Linked DNA regions of Homo sapiens: region 2 is linked to region 1. A link is a contact called in ENCODE Hi-C or POLR2A ChIA-PET data. All regions are on one chromosome and are shown on one strand. The core of a region is the stretch at or near the end of the contact, and the rest is flanking DNA. Distances in the headings are between cores, read along the strand shown.

Region 1 (2,700 bases), core at 137-2,636:
GGGGAAAGGTCTCAGGAGAAACCAAACTTGCCAACACCTTGATCTTGGACTTCCAACTTCTAATACTCTAAAAAAAGTATTTCTGCTGTTTAAACAGCCCAGTCTGTAGTATTTTGTTATGGCAGTCCCAGAAGACTAATATAGTGTCTTTACAATGTTATTCTGAGAATTCTTGAGTTAATATCTATAAGGCCTGAAACCCAGTAAGTGCTATAAAAGATTACCTAATCTTAGTAGTAGGAACAGTATTATTGAGTTAGTTGTTGATACTGTAGTTTAGGAATGTAGCTTTGGATTAGATCACTGAAGACCTTAAATAACATACTAGAATTTATAATACATTCAGGGGCAAGTGCAGAATTTATTGAAAACCTGTAAGCTGAGGGGTGACATCATCAGAGCTATACTTCAGAAAAAAATAGTTATTCAGGAAGTTATAATGTGAAAAGACTGGCACCTAGGGAAACCAGTTTGAGAATCTAAGTGATAAATGACAAGGAAGTAGACCTGGGATGAAAAGGAAGAGCGTGTTTCACTTAGCACCCACAAAACATGGCATCCGAATCCCAGCCACAGAGGAAATGGACACATTATAACCACCGCGGTGTTTTCAAGACTGGTTGATAGGATTTGGGATGGGAATAAAAGCCTCTAAGAAGAAATAAGGATCCCCTGGGGAAGAAGAGGCTGGAGTAATGGGGAAGAAAATGTTCTCAATTACAGATATAGTAAACTGCAACTTGTGCTTGGATTGATTGATTGATTGGTTAGTAAACTGAAAATAGTACCCTGCCTTCTTAGGCCAAAGAGTTACTTTGAGAATCAAATGGGATTATCCATGAAATTTCTTTTTGCAAAGGATGATACAAACACTATTAAGATGTCAAAGATTAGAATTGCTTAAAGCAGAATCCTTATTGTTTGGAAAGGCACAGAAATACTAAAGGGAGGAACCCTTTCATGATGCTTTATGTTTCTCTTAACAGCAATGAGATAAAGAGGACAAATATGATGCATTCTGTGTACTGATGCCCAAAATAGAAGCTGCATCTCTAGCTTTATGACCTGACAACGTCAAGAGCTTTGAGGAGGAGAAAGCTGCATTTCCATACTTTAAACACAGAGCGTGCTGCCTGTGAAGCACTAAGGGGATGGAACTGTAGGAGTCATCATGAAATGAGTGAGCATCCCAACTCTGCGGTGGGAAACAAAGCAATGGCCTGTGTGGAGGAGCCTGGCAACCCGGAGCCAACCTCTGTGTCCCTCCTCGCTTTGCAAATCAGTTTTCCTGTTGGATGCAGGGAGAAAGACGGCTCCTTGGCAGGGAGGGGAGCAATAACTTGGACCTGGGAACCAGGCTGCTTCTGCCAAGTAAGGAGTCCTCCACCCTCCTTCCTACTAAGCAGCAGCTGCTCCGTTCAGTCCCAGAAAGCCACTTCTGCAGTGAGCATTTGAGGATAGGCACAAAATGAAAATGGCAGATTTCGTTCGAATTCTGTTAGAAGAGACGTTTTTAAAGTGCCCCTAGTGCCTAGCTGTCTTCCATCTCATAGGGATAGGGCTCTGACTCATTTCTATTTCTGCAGCTCTTTGGTCAGGAGCTCTTCCCTGGTGTGACTAGAATAGCTAAAGGTTGCACACACTTGGGGGCCTGGAGCAAGTAGAGCAGGCTGGGAGAGGAAGCCACAGCCTGGCCACTCCTTCCTAGCCACTGCTCAGGATTCCAGCACTAACCCTGCATGGTCTGTCACCCTTGTCAGGGAGCATGGCTCTGAGGGACCAGTGGAACTCTGGGTGCTATTTCAGCCTAACACACCATTTTTACCACCAGATTACTTATAGGCACTTTCCACAAAATGCAAAATATACTAATTATAATTGTTTCCTTCTCCCTCTAGGGGAAGTGCTATCTGATTGATGCTCAAGCTCCATGCTCCCAGAAAAAATCATGGGCCCTCAATGATTTACAGACTCGATAATTAATTAGACCCTTAATGGTAGAGAATCAACTGCCATTTGCTGTTAAGTTTCTTTAATGTAACCTGAGGCATTTGAATTAGAGTGCACCTATTATCTAAAGCATTTGCGTTTTCCAGATTGGTTTGGAAGGATTTCAGCCTCTCTGGCATGCTATTGGCGTTGTTTCTTGCTTTGGCACAGAAGAGAGAAAAAATATGAAGAAACTGCTTCCTAACTACTCATTTTTATCAACCTGTTTTAATGTATTCTCTAGTACTGTGGAATTGATTTGACTGATCCATTTTGCCCTTGTTTGCATTGGAAGGGTTAAATGCTTCCAAAGAATGGTAAGGATTTAGTTATACAGCAAGCATTTAAACAATTCTACTGGACAATCAATGACAATAATTGCTGATTACTTCCCTTGGCATAAATTTCACAAGTCTCTGCTTTTTCTCCTACTCTCTGCTTTCATGACTACCCTCAACTTCCTTGGATAAGAATGAGCCAGCATGGTTTATACACATATTTATTTTACAGCCATCCTTCAGCAACTTTTATTCTTATGAAATTTTTTCTCGCTGCAATCACCCAATTTCCACCAACGCACTGGCTCATCTTCATCCACACTTTGTCTTTCTATCCACTATGCCTTCTCTCACATTTAAAGTTGCTGAAAACTTCACTCTCATCTTTGACTGCATGTGCTTGACAAGCTATTTAAACTCTGGATTCTTAGTT
Region 2 (2,700 bases), core at 40-2,539, 370 kb before region 1:
CCAGGATAAATGCACAAAATAAAAAAGTGAGCCCACTAAATATATTATTGGAAATATCTATACAAACACTAGAAACGAGGATGATTTGACGTCTAGGTATTTATGAGCTCTTAAAACATTGTTTTCCAGGGGAGGCCTACGCCTGCCTACCTCCTGTTTTACACAGGGAATAGTGGTGTTCTATCTGTGAAACTCTTAGTGTTGGTTCTCTCAGCTCACCCTGTTGGATGGTATCGCAACATTAAAATATCTGTGTCTTCCATGAAAAGACCTCAAATGTATTCCTTTCTCCCCTTCACACAGCCATGAATGCAGCTCAGGAAGCAAGGGGACTTGCAGCCTCATCCCACTGTAATTATTCCACTGGCTTCCAGAGCGTCCTGAGGTTTGCAGGCTCTTTACAGATAGGTTGCTTCCATTTCTCATGCAGTGTGATCCAGCAGCACACCCAACAAGGCTGTGAAGGCAGCTCAGGGCTCGCAGCATCTCCAGTGCTCCACCACAGTCCCGCCTGCGTCGGTAAAACTGCTTAAGGCAGCGCTAATTAATGTCTCCTGCTTATCCTGCACTCCCCTCGCAGGGTATCGGGTCTCAGAATCGACTTCCTGGACTTGTATTCATTCACAATCCAAATTAGCTTAATGCACGACAGAAATCTCATCTCGACCTAGAGGTAGCAGTGAGTCTCTAGGGAGAAATCAAATACTGAGTCAATTTAAAAAAATAAAATAAAATTAGACCTACCGCATCAAATTTATTTCCAGCACCCTTGAGATGGGAAGGAGAGGAGGGGAGGCAGTGACTCTTGGTTCCTGAGAGAAGCTGTGTGTGCACACTTGGAAAAGCAGCTGCCGAACGCATTCCTGGATTTTAACTAAATTACGTTAGTGTCAAAATGCAACGTATGCATTTATTGACAGCATAGGGACAAAGAAAACAAATCGTAAAGCAACAATTTTAGATAATTACCTCAAATTTATCGCCAGTTCTGTCTCCTAGTTTCCCCCTCCGTCTCATGCCTATATTGTTTAAATGTATCAGTTGGTTAGTTCAAATAAAGCACCAAGGCATATTCAACATACCACCTGTGCTCAGGATATATTTCCCTGAGTTCCTGCCAGTCTTTGGCACGTCTGCTGCTGGAAATGAATCAGAATACAGGGAGAGGGCTAATTGACAGGTCTATGGATGCCGAAGGTAAGCTGCGACCTAAAATGAGAACTGTTCCCTTAATGAGAGACAGCAGAAGCAAGTGTGTGGCCGGGCACGCCCGTGCCTCGCCGCGGCCAGCAGATGGCAGCAGAGCCTTGGAAGCCGGCGGGCACCAGGCTCTGTTGAAAATGCACTCCTTCATTTCCATTCATCTTCACTTGTCAGAGTCTTATAAGTGCTTTCTGTAGAACTGACCCTGAAATTGCATCATTTAATCTATAATCATATATTGCCAACATTTCTCCCTTTTACCGCTTATCAATGACATTAATTCAGAGGAAACAGGGACCACTGATAGCTTTAGGCAACTCTGCAAAAAGGAGATATTCCTAACAGGCAGATACACTGCCAGGGACAGCCAGCTTGCCCGAAATAAGGAAATGCATTTTAACAGAAACGGGGGAGCATATGAAAAAAATCATTCACACTTTGTATTTCTTTCTTTCTTTGCTTTTCTTTAGCACACTTTACTTTGCACTCAAACCCGATTTTTGATTTAAGGTTCATTTGCTTAAACAACCAGTTGAATATTTCCCCATATTTAATAAGATTATTTTTTATGTAACATTTTAAAATATTCTTTCTCCAGGATATATAATCAGAAATTGATGTCTAGGATAGAATTTCACATGGTAAAAACTAGGCCCTGTAATACCCCAATTACTTTCAGCAATATCTTAGTGGTCTGATGATTGAAAAGTAGAGGCGTTTCTGGGAAATGAAAAGATTCTGTAGGAGTGATGACTGTCAGCATACATAGATTTAATTCTTTAGAGCTACACTGATGAAATGAAGAAAATACATTATTTTTCTTCTCAAACCTCTCAAAATTTCTCGGAGAGTAAAAGAATGCTTTGCTTATTAGAAAGATTGTCATGATCTGCCAAGACTCTAGATGGTACTATGGATTCACCCTGTCATTTCTATACTAACATTTGTTAAGATTCTTCTTTTTATCCACTTTTTAGGGTGTATGGGATACTTGCATGAGAAAATACACAGAAAAGAGCAGATATAAAGAATAAAAGGCAATGTAAGTTAAATCATGAGAAATTGACAGTGTCTGAAGATGATGAGATAGACGTGTGTCTAATTTTAGACCCCATAGTTAGATTGACTTTTAACTGAGTATAACAGTCAAAAATGTTCTAGAAGTACTTAATGGCATCAAGCTGCCACATTAACGTATTACGCTGAACTGAAAGGAGGTTTTCCTCAAACTCATCAGCAAATAGAAGGAGGCACCATTTGTCAGGAAGCAGGCGCCAGACTCTTCTCTCTGTATCTTGTGTGTGAACGTGTGGTGTAGGCATGTGAGAGTGTGTGTGTGGTGTTGTGAGCTTGTGTTATATGTGTGTGTATGCATGTGTGAGTGTATGATGTTCTGTGTAAATGTGTGGTGCAGGTATATGTGAGTGTGTGTGTGAGTGTGTAGTGTAGGCATGTGTGAGTATGAAGTGTTGTATGTGTGTGGTATAGGTATAGGTG

The links. Hi-C counts contacts between places; a loop is a spot of excess contacts on that map. ChIA-PET counts read pairs that join two places held with the same protein, here RNA polymerase II (POLR2A). Pooled maps may share reads with other maps.
Region 2: a loop to region 1 is called in a pooled map, with 2.9 times the contacts of the local background. The contact joins two enhancer-like sites. A Hi-C loop is called at or near these places in 1 of 168 maps with a recorded cell type or tissue (posterior cingulate gyrus) and 2 of 50 pooled maps. POLR2A ChIA-PET finds 5 or more read pairs at or near these places in 1 of 52 experiments (CD4-positive, alpha-beta T cell).

Annotation. Positions count from the first base shown.
Region 1 is chr6:164,553,842-164,556,541 of GRCh38, reverse strand. No RefSeq gene overlaps it. Among named protein-coding and RNA genes, the nearest start is that of MEAT6, 270 kb to the left of the region's middle. Within about 2 kb of position 1,386, at least 2 of the 41 ENCODE cell types and tissues checked have a DNase peak (open chromatin) inside an H3K27ac peak, as active enhancers do.
Region 2 is chr6:164,926,325-164,929,024 of GRCh38, reverse strand. No RefSeq gene overlaps it. Among named protein-coding and RNA genes, the nearest start is that of MEAT6, 110 kb to the right of the region's middle. Within about 2 kb of position 1,289, at least 2 of the 41 ENCODE cell types and tissues checked have a DNase peak (open chromatin) inside an H3K27ac peak, as active enhancers do.